Regions from separate parts of the Homo sapiens genome. Here region 1 is linked to region 2. Evidence: chromatin loops called from intact Hi-C (ENCODE). Cell type or tissue: endothelial cell of umbilical vein. All regions are shown on one strand. Each heading gives the region's core, and the rest is flanking DNA. Links, peaks and the distances in the headings are about the cores only.

The links. A loop is a pair of places that touch in the nucleus more often than their neighbours do. Peaks named below come from ENCODE experiments on the same cell type or tissue, not always from the same donor. Only the 100,000 strongest peaks of a DNase experiment are listed, where the experiment ranks them.
Region 1: it touches region 2 in a loop (4-fold over the local background); 3 of 110 quality-filtered maps call a loop at or near these places.

Annotation. Positions count from the first base shown.
Region 1 is chr9:76,714,643-76,721,945 of GRCh38, forward strand. The region is part of intron 6 of PRUNE2 (prune homolog 2 with BCH domain); the gene reads right to left. Among named protein-coding and RNA genes, the nearest start is that of PCA3, 46 kb to the right of the region's middle. In endothelial cell of umbilical vein, for the core only: no CTCF peak of the experiment used is centred there; a DNase peak (open chromatin) is centred at 3,119; H3K27ac peaks cover 557 bases.
Region 2 is chr9:76,317,301-76,325,396 of GRCh38, forward strand. It overlaps PCSK5 (proprotein convertase subtilisin/kexin type 5), which reads left to right. Exons shown (of 38, transcript NM_001372043.1): 31 at 4,122-4,339; 32 at 5,752-5,988. Among named protein-coding and RNA genes, the nearest start is that of RFK, 73 kb to the right of the region's middle. In endothelial cell of umbilical vein, for the core only: no CTCF peak of the experiment used is centred there; a DNase peak (open chromatin) is centred at 4,051; H3K27ac peaks cover 403 bases.

The DNA.
Region 1 (7,303 bases), core at 857-4,856, 400 kb after region 2:
CACTTCATCCTTGCAAAGTGCTGGGCTTACAGGCGTAAGACCGCACCCGGTCCGGTCTTTGAGTTTTATTAACTACAATGAGAGCCACTTTCTCTGTGTGGGTGTCTCTCTTCCTTAAAGAAGTACAGTGAAGAACATATGCTAGCCCCTAACATAATGCCTGGCATATACTAGTTGTTCAAGAAATGTTTGTCGGATGACTGGAGAGACAGGTACACAAAATCAACCTGTGCTCCATCATCCATAATCTTCTATCATAGTCCACATATATATCTATCCTAGCACATATATGATCATACCACATAATTCATCAACTGACAGTCTATTGTGTCACTCAACAAAAAACACCATGATGTGCACTCAAGGGATTTAAAAGATTCTGTTCATTTTTTCTGATTATAATAGCAATCAGAATTATGCCTGTCATGGGTAAGATACTAAAACAACACAGAAATGTGTACCACAGAAAGTGGAAGTGCCACACACATCTCCTAGGACAGCCACTGTGAAGATGTGAACGATGCCGTGCAGAGAGTTGCAGATTTCCCCATACCCACATTAATGTCTATGTGGTCATTCTTTGAAACTCGTGGATTGGGTATTTGTGGCTTAGACTATTTACCAGCCACTTCAAAAAGCCATCATACCCGTACTCTGTAATTCTGCTGAGTTGAATCTCAAGGTCTGTGAGGCTCTGAAGAGGGCACACAAGACCCTGGGTAGGTAGGCAGGCAGGCCCCGCCCATCACGGGCTTCCATGTTTCGAGGAGGCTTTGCTGTCTACTCCAAGGCAGCCACTCTCATCTGGCATCTTACTGGGCCACTTTCCCTTTTTTGGTTGCAAGGAATTGCACATACGAATCCACAAAGGTCTCAGGATCTATTCTCATGCTGATGAACATCAAGGATCTATTGTAATGACATTTATGATCATATAAGTCATATGCGTTTGGAACATATGCTTTTGGAAGTGTGTGTTCCAAAGTGTGTACTGTCAGCTTTCATGCTTTTTATTTATTTTCCAAATGGCCTAATAACAATCTTTAAGTAGATGTTTAAAAAATTAATTCATCCACAATAGAAAGACATTAAATATTTAAAAGGAGATTTTTTAAATAATCAAAACTCATATACAATGTGTGTTCAACAGATAAAATTATTTCAAACCATCATTGAGGGTGAATCAAGAACCTCATTGCTAAACTTGTAGCAACTATGAACTGTAAAAAAAGATATAGCCCTGAAAAAAATAAAAAGAGACTACAACTAACTACAACTTATTTCCAGTAACTGAAGGCTTCAGCACAATAAGCCTTACAGTTTTCCTTTCTAAGTATTTTTCGTTATGTATATAAAGGCCTCCAAATACATTTATAAACCCTTGAAAGAAGACACACATTTCTAAGAGATTTTTACATATAACAAAATTCTCACTACACTCCTGGCCGGGTCACTGAAACAAGAGGGGGCAGGTTTTATTTGTATCTGAGCATAAGATTAAGAATCAGTAGAATCAACACTGTTCAAAGCCACACTTGTGGAAAGTTTCCTATTCAAAAATGCCGGCTGATCTCCAAACTGTTTTAATTCTTCTGTGTTAAACTGATGGCTCTAGGACCTCGATGGACTCAAGTCCAAAAGCATTGGCAACACCAGGCATCTTGTTGGAAATGCAGAGTCTCCGGCAAAACACTAGACCTATTGAAGCAGGATCTGCATTTTCCAACAATCCTAGGAATTGGAATGCACGTTGAAATCTGAAAAGCACTACTCCAGAGAGGGATTTATTAGTTGATATATTTTCCTACAAACCAGTCCTTTGGACTCTCTCAGCACTGTCACAGGACTTGTACTGACTCACACTGCCAGCTCTTTGTTCCTATGGCAACCTCATCATAAAAGTCCCCTTAGGGTGTGCGTTTCTGGGCCGATTTGCTACAGGTTCTCATTTAGCAGGTTGGGCACTGGATCAAGACTATATTTTCTTTTTCTTTATTTTTTTTTCAGAATGGTATAGGTATGTTTATTTTTAATTTAATTTAATTTTTAAAATTTTGTTTTAAGTCCTGGGATACATGTGCAGAATGCGCAGGTTTGTTACATAGGTATATGTGTGCCATGGTGGTTTGCTGCACCTATTGACCCATCATCTAGATTCCCTCCCCTCGCCCCCCAACCCCCCAACAGGCCCCAGTGTGTGCTGTTCCCCTCCCTGTGTCCATGTGTTCTCATTGTTCAACTCCCACTTATGAGTGAGAATATGCAGTGTTTGGTTTTCTGTTCCCATGTTAGTTTGTTGAGGATGGTGGCTTCCAGCTTCATCCATGTCCCTGCAAAGGACATGACCTCATCCTTTTTTATGGCTGCAGAGACTGTATTTTCATCATGTCCCTCAAGTGCTCTAGCTCAGTTTTCCCCTGGGTGACCCCAAATTCCACAGGACCAAATGAAGCACTGATAAATCAAAAAACTATTTGAATCACCTAGGCAAGTTAGAGAAACAAAATACATTTTACAATAACCCTAAAACAGATTCTCATCAGCTCTCCAAGCCAGATTCGATCTTACTGGCCTTGGGATAATGTCAAGAGTTTCATGTTTAAAACAGAATTAAACAAGGGAATGAGTGAGAATCTTCAGGATTCCAGGAGGCAGAGCGTGTTTGTTCTGCTTTTATGCCGGTGCTGTTTGCATAGGGGATAATTTATTATTGTCTTCTAGCTACGCAGGGAGTCATGTGCTGCGGTGGCTCTTATGTTGCTGACAAGCTAGGCTGGCCCTGAATAAACAGCACTTCATCATCAACACAACCCAACTGTAGATACAGGTTGGCATTTTATTCCCCCCATCTGCCTTCTACCTGATAAATTACTGTTTTAGTTACATGTATACAAATACTATTTGTTAATCTGCTCAAATGTCTCCAAAATGTTCCCCCCACTTAAATTAAAATTATATACGTGCATACATATATATCTCCCATTCAATTTACTAAGGATTTAGACAATAAAAGCACTTCCTGTTGAACTTACCACCCCCCCCACCAGCCACACACACCTTCTGCATTTGTGACCCCAGCCTATAACTGCTGCATGGAATTTAGGAAGTTACTTTATGAATCATTGCAACTGGGAATTGGCTGGCAAAATCTCATACTAATGCCAGCAGTTAGGGAGAATGGCAATTGCTCCCTGTCACAGCCCTTTGTCACTCGTGATTCCGAAGGGTCGATGACTAAACATTTTTAGAGGTCACGTGTCTTGTTGTCTGAGTAATTTCTAGTTTGGGAATGAGTGGGAAAGCCTGGAAACGTGGGGAGAAAAAGCCTTTGTTATTTCCTGGTCAAAAAAGCTAAGGTGTAGGTCCCAAGAATCCTAAAAGAAGTTGATGCTCATTATAACCCAGAGGAGGAAAACAGAAATAATACAGCTGTACCTGAACTAATATCAAAACCAAGATAGTGATAGTGATGGTGCCCCATAGATTACTCCATTCACAGCTGAAAGTGCAGATGCAGTGAAACCTTTCATTCTCACAATATCCTATTTTACGTTTTTCATTGCTCAGAAAAAGGCAGTCTTTATGCTGTCTGCTGGTAGCTTCAGTGCATCGTGTGAAACAAAAGTGATGTAAAGAATGTCTTGTAAACATTTCAGTAGATATCCTTGAGAGACAGAAACCCTCTTCTTGCATCACTCACACATGCTCACCTTCTGTTGTCTTCTCAGTCCCCCTGGTGGGGGATCTGGCTCCGTCATTTCACTGAAACTCTCTTCTCAAAAGTACCAAGCACTCCGAGGTTGCCAAATCCAAAGATAACATTCCATTTCTTACCCTACTTGATTCTCTACAGTATTCCATGAGATTGACCCTCCCTCTGTTTTGAAACACTTAATTCCTTCACCTTCCTGACACCACACACCTTGTTTTTCTCCGGATTCACCGACTGCCCTTCAGTTGCCTTTGCTGGTTGCTCTTCCTTATTAAGCCTCCAAATATTCACACCCAACTTTGTTTCCTGTCCCCTTTCTCTTCTCTCTTTCCACTTTCTCCTTGATGATCTTACCCAGCCACATGGCTTTAAAACCATTTGTCTGCCACTGATGACAGAATCTACATGCACATGAGATCTGCATGTAGCTGTTTAATAAGTATCTCAAGTAAAATATGGCCCACCGCCTCCTCAGTTGTGTCTGTCCTATTAAATGGCACCACCGTCTACCCAGTTATTCGAACCCAACATCTAGGAATTATCCTTGATTGTTTTTTTCCTCATCTCTCACGTAATTCACCAGCAAATCCTATTAACATTGCCTTTAAAATATATCTGTAGTCTAAACACGTCTCTAATATCTCTTCATCTCCATTGCTGTCCTAGCCACAGCCACCATCATCTCTTGCCAGAACTTTAGCAGCAGCATCACAGCTGGTCTCTCAGTAATGTAGTCTCCACATAGCATCAAGGGGCAGCTTTATTTTATTTTTTTTCCACCCCTTCCCCAAGAGGCAGCTTTTAAAAATATAAATTGAATAATGACACTCTCCTGCTTAAAGCCTACTGAAAGTTTCCCAATGCAATTATTATTATTACTTTTTTTTTTAGCTAGGAGGAAAAGGTTTAATGTCCTCAAGAATAAGAGTTAATATAAATCAATGAAAAAAGGATATATACCAATGGAAAAACTGTTACAAAACATAAAAGACAATTCACAACTGGAATTCAAATGGATAATAAATAGATCTGAACTCATTAATCAAAGAAATCCTTTAATAACACAAATTTTCTTCTTTTCTTATTATTGGTAAATATTTCCAAATGGGCACTATCAAACTTTTTTTTAGAAATATATTCTTTTTTTTAGGCCGAGCATGGTGGCTCACATCTGTAATCCTAGCACTTTGGGAGGCCAGGGCAGAAGAATCACTTAACTTAGGAGTTTGAGACCAGCCTGGGCAACATAGTGAGAGCTCCTCTCTAAAAGAAAAAAAAGATTAAAAAAATATATGTTCCTTTTTTTTTTCAGAGTTGGGGTCTTACTCTGTCACCCAGGCTGGAGTGCAATGGTATGATCATGAGTCACTGCAGACTCAACCTCCTAGGCTCAAGCTGTTCTCCCACTCAGCCTCCCTAGTAGCCGGGAATACAGGCGTGCACCACCATGCCCAGCTAATTTTTTTATTTTTTGTAGAGACAGGGTCTCACTATGTTGCCCAGGCTGGTCCTGAACTCCTGACTTCAAATGATCCTCCCACCTTGGCCTCTCAAAGTGCTGGGATTAGAGGCATAAGCCACCATGTCCAGCCTAGAAATATATCCTAACGAAATAATCATATATGTACACAAAGATTTGTGGACAAAGCTGTTAACTGGATTATTACTTTAATAACTAAAACTTACAAACAATCTAAATGTCCAACACTAGAGCAATGGTTAAGTAAATCATAGAATGGTCACACAAAGGATTGTTAAACTGCTATTAAAAGTTATGCTATCAAAGAATACTTAATGACACAGGAAAACACTCATGATACAGTGTTAACTGGAAGATAATTTTTATAACCACATAAAAGTAGAATGTCATTTCTAGACGTATTCAAATAATACGTATTGAATTCTAATATACAATGGACATTAAGATTCACTGATATTTATTAAAGTTGTCATAATTTAGCCAAATTGCTATTCTGAAACCTTATTGTGTCTCTCCATTATTTTAGGGAGCTCATGCCAAGGTAGTAAAGACCTACGAGTCAGCCAAACATGAGGTTAACCCTCGCTGTGACACTCACTAGCTGGGTGACTCAAATCAGTTACTTCATTTTCATGAGCCTTAGTTTCCTCATCTGTAAACCCTCACCTCATAGGACTGTTGTGAGAACTAAAAGCATATATAAAAGACTGGTCAAGTGCCTGACATATAGTAGACAATAAATATTAAGCCTCTTTCCTTTCCTGTTTTTTTATTATTATTTTTTAGGTTATTCTCAGGATTTATGGGATTAAATCTGATTCATAGAAAGTACTTTTGCAAGATTCTGTCTGTGGGGACTGGTTATGACAATTTTTGCCTTATGTTCTCCATAATATATGTGAACTTTCAAATAATAATCACACACATCTTTAAGTCATTTAAGTGATTTACATGTAAAATTCTTAGATGTGAGATGATGGAGGAAGTTGCACAAAGTTAAATATGAAGTAAACTCATATAAAAATGATGTAAGGTTTGGGAGGCTGAGGCGGGCGGATCACAAGATCAGGAGATCGAGACCACGGTGAAACCCCATCTCCACTAAAAATACAAAAAATTAGCCAGGCGTGGTGACCGGCGCGTGTAGTCCCAGCTACTCGGAGAGGCTGAGGCAGGAGAAGGGCATAAACCCAGGAGGCGGAGCTTGCAGTGAGCCGAGATCGCACCACTGCACTCCAGCCTGGGCAACAGAGCGAGACTCCGTCTAAAAGATGTAAGGTATAAAACCTACTGATAGGTCAGTGTTTATCTCATTATCAAATTTTCTATCCTTAATTCCAAGTTAGACTCAGTGAATGAGCTTCTGTCTGCCACTATGCAAACAACAGCTTTTAAAGCATTAAAAAAATGTATAGTGATTTTTCCTTCAGCTAAATCACAATGAATAGTCTTTTTCATCATTTCCACCGTTTCACCTCCAAGGGCCAAATGACCTTCAGTGAATTTTACTCCTGGTGCTAATACTTCCCACATAGGTCAAGCATTCTGGACTATACCTATTATAGTGTTGTCTTCCTCACAAATTACAGATGAAATATATTGAGTAAGACTTTTATTAAGAATAAATTACTTTCTAATGTCAGGAACAAGCAATTCCCAGATTTGTTATTTCTGGGTTTTTTTGTTTGTTTGTTTGTTTTTGCAGGAAATGGAAAAATCAAGTGAGTATATGTCACTTGTAGTAAAATGCTTGCAGATAAAAATAATTACCAAGATTAAAACACCAGTGTGTACGGCTGCATTTTTGGGAACAGTGAGTCTTACAAACACAGTGTGACAATTCCTAACTACCTTGCAAGCACAGTGGCCAGCCTGGACTGCTGAGTTACTGAAATTTAAGAGTACAGTTTGACATTTACAGTCTGCATGGATTTATTTCTAGAATGAGGGCTATTTTTTAAAATCGAGATATAAGAAAAATGCTGAGGTATGTACACAAATGTTCTAACTTGAAGGGATTATGATTTATGCAACCAAAATTCCATTGTAATATTTAAAACATTCAGCAATAATAAAGTCTGATAATTTTGACAGGAAAATGATTTATGAGA
Region 2 (8,096 bases), core at 2,369-6,368:
TGCAGTGAGTTGAGATCACGCCACTGCACTTCAGCCTGGGTGACAGGGCAAGACCCTGTCTCAGACAAAACAAAACAAAGAAATGTGACTTCTGTTCACCCCTGCCCTATTTCTTCCTGGAACACTCAATATATTTTTGTTTACTGAATGCATACAGTAAATAAATGACTGAAAGAATGATTAAACGTGTGAGTGCTGATTAATTAAAACACCAAGTAAAAATGCTGCGTAGCAGCGGATCCCTTCCTGGCTTGTGATTTAAAGAGGTCTCTGGTAGATTGGGTTATTTGTTGCAGTTCTTCGCCACTCCTCGTATTCATGCCCACTGCCTGCAACTTTGCACCAACTCCACTAGAGGTGAAATGGACTTCCTTGTCCCTTGACTTTGGCTGGGTTATGTGATTTGTTTTGGCCAATGACATGTTAGCAGAAGAAAGGTGGAGGCATAAAATGTGCCCGATTGAACTTGCCCTTCTACGCGTTTGTCATGGCTGTGAGAAGAACGTCCCCTGGTAGTCCCGGTAGCCAGGGAAAATAGAGGAATGTGAAGGCATGGACCCAGTGTGTAGCCTGGAGTCAAGCCTGCCAAGCCCAGCCTAGATCTGCTTCCCCACACACATGAGTGAGAGTAAATGATTGTTGTTTTAAGCCACTGAGTTTTGGGTTGGGATGGTTTGTGGCACAGCAATATTATGGCGCTAACTCACTAATGGATCATGATAGAAAGCAATTGGAATAGGTACCTATGACATCAGAAGTCCATTTTCTCTAAGCCGGCTTATGGTTCTTCCTCTTCCGCGAGTTCCAGCTCTTCCATTCAGCTTTTCCCACCAAAGAAACCTCATCTAAGTTCATGTCTTTTGCAGGGACATGGACGAAGCTGGAAACCTTCATTCTCAGCAAACTAACACAGGAACAGAAAATCAAACACTGCATGTTCTCACTCATAAGTGGGAGTTGAACAATGAGAACACATGGACACAGGGAGGGGAACATCACACACCAGGGCCTGTCGGAGGGTAGGGGGCAAGGGGAGGGAGAGCATTAGGAGAAATACCTAATGTAGATAGATGATGAGTTGATGGGTGCAGCAAACCACCATGGCACATGTATACCTATGTAACAAACCTGCACATTCTGCACATGTACCGCAGAATTTAAAGTATAAAAAAAAAAGAAAAAAGAAAAAAAAGAAACCTCATCTATCCATCCCTCATCTCCCAAATATATTTGAGAGGATTGGGGTTGTATATTTTACTGTGTTCCCCCACCAGTGAGTGATTTCTACAATGGGATAGTTTAATCACTGGGGTTCTATATACACAGACATAAGATTCCGCCTGGAAGAAGGTGATTTGCACAAACACGCTGGTACTCAAAATATGTTTAGTGCTGTGTGCAAATGTTCATATGTATGCATTTGAAAAAAGTCATCAGAGGTTGGTTGACAGCATCCAGTGGTTCCAATCTTACAGGGCATTAACCCTTTTGAGTCTTTTGGAAATTTTTATTGTTTATTAAATGTTTTTAAAATTTATTAATTGAATAAAAAATATTTTCCACTTTAAAGTTAGGCTCTAACAAAAAGAAAAAAATAATAAAACTTGGGTCACATAGGGAAAAGAGAAGATGACTAAACTATACACAAATTAACAACAATTGTTCTCAAACCAATCAAATTCACAAGAATATGAACCCCAAATATCTGAGGCAGGTCTCAGTCAATTTAGGAAGTTTATTTTGCCACAGTTGAGGACACATGCCCATGACAGCCTCAGGAGTTCCTGATGACATGTGCCCAAGGTGGCCAGGGCACAGCTTAGTTTTATACTTTTTAGGGAGACATGAGACATCAATCAATATATGTAAGATGTACATTGTAGGCCGGGCGCGGTGGCTCACGCCTGTAATCCCAGCACTTTAGGAGGCCAAGGTGGGCGGATCACGAGGTCAAGAGATCAAGACCATTGTGGGCGGAGGATTACCTAGGTGCCGAGGCAAGAGACTGAAGGCACAAACTGTTTCAGTATAATAAAGAAAATAGTTAGAATAAGAATAGTCATAATACAAATTAGATATAGAGATGATCATGGACAATTATCAATCATTATTAATCATTAGCTTTTAATATTACTCTTTGTTGCATTACTAATATAACCTAGGAATAACCGGCAGGTATAGGGTCAGGTGCTGAAGGGACATTGTGAGAAGTGACCTAGAAGGCAAGAGGTGAGCCCTCTGTCACGCCCACATAAGGGCCGCTTGAGGGCTCCTTGGTCGAGCGGTAACGCCAGTGTCTGGGAAGGCACCCGTTACTTAGCAGACCGCGAAAGGGAGTCTCCTTTTCTTGAGGGAGTCAGGGAACACTCTGCTCCACCAGCTTCTTGTGGGAAGCTGGATACTATCCAGACCTGCCCGCAGTCATCCGGAGGCCTAAACCCCTCCCTGTGGTGCTGTGCTTCGGTGGTCACACTCCTTGTCCACTTTCATGCTCCTCCTGCACTCCTGGTTCCTCTTTGAACTTCATAGTAGATAGCGGTAGAAGAAATAGTGAAAGTCTTAAAGTCTTTGATCTTTCTTATAAGTGCAGAGAAGAAAACGCTGACGTACACTGCCTTCTTTCTCTGCTTCGGCTACCTAAAAGGGAAGGGCCCCCTATCCTGTAATCACGCGACTTGCTTCACCTTGTCAATCACTTAGAAGGTTCACTCTCCTTACCCTGCCCACTTGTCTTGTATGCGATAAATATCGGCGTGCCCAGCCATTCGGGGCCACTACCGGTTTCCGCATCTTGATGGTAGTGGTCCCCCGAGCCCAGCTGTTTTCTCTTTATCTCTTTGTCTTGTGTCTTAATTTATTACAATCTCTCGTCTCCACACACGGGGAGAACACCTGCTAATAAGCACCGTAGGCTGGACCCTACAGACCATCCTGGCTAACACGGTGAAACCCCGTATCTACTAAAAAAATACAAAAACAATTAGCCAGGCATGGTGGCACGCACCTCTAGTCCCAGCTACTCAGGAGGCTGAGGCAGGAGAATCGCTTGAACCTGGGAGGCAGAGGTTGTGGTGAGCCAAGATCGTGCCATGCACTCCAGCCTGGGTGACACAGCAAGACTCTGTCTCAAAAAAAAAAAAAGAAAAAAAAAAAGTACATTGTAGCTTTTTTTTTTTTTTTTTTTTTGAGACAGAATCTCGCTCTGTTATCTAGGCTGGAGTGCAGTGGAGTGGCACAATCTTGGCTCACCTCAACCTCTGCCTTCCTGGTTCAAGCAATTCTCCTGTCTCAGCCTCCCGAGTAGCTGGGACTACAGGCGCAAGCCATCACACCTGGCTAATTTTTATATTTTTAGTAGAGACTGGGTTTTGCCATGCTGGCCAAGCCAGTCTCAAACTCCTGATCTCAGGTGATCCACCCACCTCAGCCTCCCAGAGTGCTGGGATTACAGGCATGAGCCACCCTACCCAACCCATTGTAGCTTTTTAAAATCTTAGTAACTATCTGGTTTTTGGTTTTGTTTTTTTTTTTTTAAGACAGAGTCTCACTCTGTCACCAGGTTGGAGTGCAGTGGCATGATCTCGGCTCACTGCAGCCTCTGCCTCCCGAGTTCAAGTGATTCTCCTGTCTCAGCCTCCCGAGTAGCTGAGACTATAGGCGTGCACCACCACACCCAGCTAATTTTTGTATTTTTTAGTAGAGACAGTGTTTCACCATGTTGGCCAGAATGGTCTCGATCTCCTGACCTGATGACCTGCCCACCTCGGCCTCCCAAAGTGCTGGGATTACAAGCGTGAGCCACCACACCCGGCCAGTTAGCTATCTTTTTAAGGAATAGCGTGGGAGGCAGGTTTACCCTAAGCAGTTCCCAGCTTGATTTTTCCCTTTGGCTTAGTAATACTGGGGTCCCAAGATTTATTTTCCTTTCACAAGAATAATGCTTGTCCTTTTCCTTCCATTTTTCTGAATGTTCTTTTCACTTCCTTATAAATCCCATGGATGCCTCTCAGCTGACGACAGCAGCAGCCCTTTTGTTTTTAGACCTAATTCCTTTTCCCCAGGAATGAGTCACTTCTCCAGCAGGTCAGCTTCTCCAGTTGCACTCTGTCTTCCTTCCACAGGGGCTCTTATGCAGAAGACGGCATATGTGAACGCTGTAGCTCTCCTTGCAGAACATGTGAAGGAAACGCCACCAACTGCCATTCTTGTGAAGGAGGCCACGTCCTGCACCACGGAGTGTGCCAGGAAAACTGCCCCGAGAGGCACGTGGCTGTGAAGGGGGTATGCAAGCATTGCCCAGAGATGTGTCAGGACTGCATCCATGAGAAAACATGCAAAGGTACCTAGGAGCTTCCCACAGGAGAGCAAGGCTCTGCTGAGCCACCAGTTGGGGGCCGATTATCTGAGGGTGGATGGCAAAGAGCTGTGGGAACCAGTCTCCCTACCATTCCTGAAAGGTATGTCTCTGTGCCTGTCATCAGAGAAACTGAGGGTGAGATACACCCTTTTCATTATGGATGCTGCAAGTTAAGACAAGCAAGAGCCCCTTTTTGCATGATCTCTTACACTCACCCCCATATGTACACACACAGCAGATGTGCAAGTGCTATCCTAGGTGCTAGAGGTACAGAGAAGAACCCAATGTTCTCATCTTTTTTTTTTCCTTGAGATGGAGTTTCACTCTTGTTGCCCAGGCTGGAGTGCAATGGCTCAATCTCAGCTCACTGCAACTTCTGCCTCCCATGTTTAAGCGATTCTCCTGCCTCAGCCTCCAGAGTAGCTGGGATTACAGGCACGCTCCACCACGCCGGGCTAATTTTAACATTTTTAGTAGAGACGAGGTTTCTCCATGTTGGTCAGGCTGGTCTCAAACTCCTGACCTCAGGTGATCCACCGTCCTCAGCCTCCCAAAGTGCTGGGATTACAAGCGTGAGGCACCACGCCCAGCTGTTCCCATCTTTTGGAACACAAAATCTTACAGACTGATAGTAAGCCACAAAACACAGAGGTAGCTAGAAAACTGCAGTTGTTAAAAAGGATAGGAAAGAAAAGTTCGGGCAACTATGACTGAGATGACCACTCTGGCTGTGAATGAATTTTGTTGTTTTTTTCCCTCAGGAATTATCTCCCCCAAAAAGCTGTTCAATTTTCTCTCCAGAATAAGACAGACTCATTTAACTGGTGCTGTCCTATCCAAAGTATTCTCTTGGTGTGACCTCAAGTGTTTCCCAGGATTCCCCCCAAAGTAAGAAAATGAACACAAAAAAAATAAACCCGCAATGTATTCTTCACACTGATCAATCCTGTATTCATTGTTGTACCTGATCAATGAATGAAAAGTTAACTAATCCAACCATTCCTAAACTGCTTTCTGTGTTGAAAACAGTGTGAGGTTCTCAATACAATTTTTTAAATCTGTTAATGCTCTTCGGGTTTTTCAAACAATACCGCCAGCCTCTCAGCCATCCCTGTCTTTTGCAGCATTGCAAATTTTTGCACTGCACCTCCAAAGGGCAGACCATTTCATTGTGTAAGTCCAGCACCATCTAATACGGTCACCATGTGTGGCCTCCTTGTCCCAAGGCAGGGCTTGTTAGACATCAAGTCTATGCCCTGGCAGGGTGGGTAAAGGGCAAGCATACTCTCAGGTCAAATCAACCAAAGTGCTGAGGGAGGAGCTAGCCTACTGCAGACAATGAATTCCTTTCTCCTACCCCCCGGGGATAACTTGCTGCTTCCTCCTTTTCCCAGAGTGCACGCCTGAGTTCTTCCTGCACGATGATATGTGCCACCAGTCCTGTCCCCGTGGCTTCTATGCAGACTCGCGCCACTGTGTCCCCTGCCATAAAGACTGTCTGGAGTGCAGTGGCCCCAAAGCCGACGACTGCGAGCTCTGTCTTGAGAGTTCCTGGGTCCTCTATGATGGACTGTGCTTGGAGGAGTGTCCAGCAGGAACCTATTATGAAAAGGAGACTAAGGAGTGCAGAGGTAAAGACTTCTGGGATTCAAAATAGGCTCCGGGGTTTGCATAGTTCCAGCCCCAGCCCCAGCGCCAGAGCTGTCATCTCAATCTTTTTTTTGTTGTGTTTTGTTTTTGTTTTGGGACAAGGTCTCCCTCTATTGCCCAGGCTCAAGTTCAGTAGCACGAACATGGCTCACTGAAGCCTCCGCCTCCTGGGCTCAAGTGATCCTCCCACCTCAGCCTCCAGAGTTGCTGGGAACATAGAGATGAGGTCTCAGAATGTTGCCTAGGCTGGTCTTGAACTCCTGGCTTCAAGCAATCCTCTGCCTTGGGCTCCCAAAGTGCTGGGATTACAGGTGTGAGTCACCATGACCAGTCCATCTCATCCTTTACCATCTCACTCAAGGAGGCATATTTTGAACCGGTTGTAAATAATCTTTAAATGAATCACTCATAAGCTTTGTACAGGTAACTTTTATTAGTGACAAATCACGTGGACCTTCCTCACAACAGTGGCTATGAACTGCTGGTCAAAAGAAGTTATCATATAAAGATTTACAGCAGAGAGGAGGAGCCTTCAAAAGCTACCTGAGACTTTTCTTGATAACACAAGCAAATTGTGACACCATAAGGGACTTTCTTGGTGCCTCTTGTCTCCCTTCCTGGGTGATTTTTTTTTTTTTTTTGAGACAGAGTCTCACTCTGTTGGCTAGAGTGCGGTGGCACGATCTTGGCTTACTATAACCTCTGCCTCCTGGGTTCAAGCGATTTGCCTGCCTCAGGCTCCTGAGTAACTGGGACTACAGGCGTGTGCCACCACGCCTGGCTAATTTTTCTATTTTTAGTAGAGAGGGGGTTTCACCATGTTGACCAGGCTGGTCTTGAACTCCTGACCTCAAGTGATCCACCTGCCTCGCCCTTCCAAAGTGCTGGGATAATAAGCGTGAGCCATGGCGCTCGGTCCATATTTTGTTATTGTTGTTCTTGAGATGGAGTCTCACTCTGTTGCCCAGGTTGGAGTGCAGTGGCATGATCTCAGCTCATCGCAGCCTCCACCTCCTGGGTTCAAGTGGTTCTCCTGCCTCAGCCTCCTGAGTAGCTGGGATTATAGGTGGCTGCCACCACACCTAGCTAATTTTTGCATTTTTAGTAGAGACAGGGTTTCACCATGTTGGCCAGGCTGGTCCTGAATGCCTGATCTCAAGTGATCCGCCCACCCTGGCCTCCCAAAGTGCTGGGATTACAGGTGTGAGCCACCGCGCCCAGCCTCCCTTCATGGTTTGCTCCCTGGAAGCTCCCCACCTTCCTCTTCATATCCTTCAATTCCTGCTCCAAGGTCCCCATTTCCACTCCCACTCAGTCCCTGCATGTTCAAGAAAGGATCTGCTATTATTTATACCTCCTTATGTTTTAACTCGGCATGAATCATTTGCCTCTTATTCATTATCAAGGAACAGAAAAATAAAATAAGTTATGCACTCTAGAATTCTCTAGCAAGTGAGAGAAATGTTGTGGGGCGGGGGCTTTTCTAGAGCCCAGGATTCACTCTGTTGAGGCAGCCTGAGGTCCTTCACCCCCACATGTCGCCCCCAAGCAAACACGACAAGATAGATGTCCAGAGGCAATTCCCCTAACAACCGCGAGAGCCTGAGAGTGACCTTCCACTGAGAAACCCTGGGACACCCACACCCTAGGACATACTGAGGGGAAGGTTTTTAGTAGGACACGAAGATGTGTCTCGGTCCTGAAGGCTTTCTGCTCCAGCCTTGTGCTGTGGATATGTCTTTTTGTGTGTTTTATATAAAGCACTATTTAGTGTTAATGTCCTACCTGCCCATATGTGAAAAGGCGTGGATGTCAAGGCTGTGTCCGCATGCAGAAGAGGCGGGTGTTCGTGTGGGAGGCAGGCTGTGGAGCTGGGAATGGCTTCTGGGAGGTGAGAGACTCAGCAGCAGGCCTCCAGCGCCATCTTGCCTCTGCGAGGGCAGGAACTGAGGTTCAACTTCTGGCCTTTCTCTGGTGTTGAATAATGAAAGTAATTTACCATACAGAGAGCTTTACAGGTCTCAGAGTATGTTTTCTTAATTTATCTGATTTAATTATCTCCTTGAGAAAGGCCCCTGGTTGCCCATTA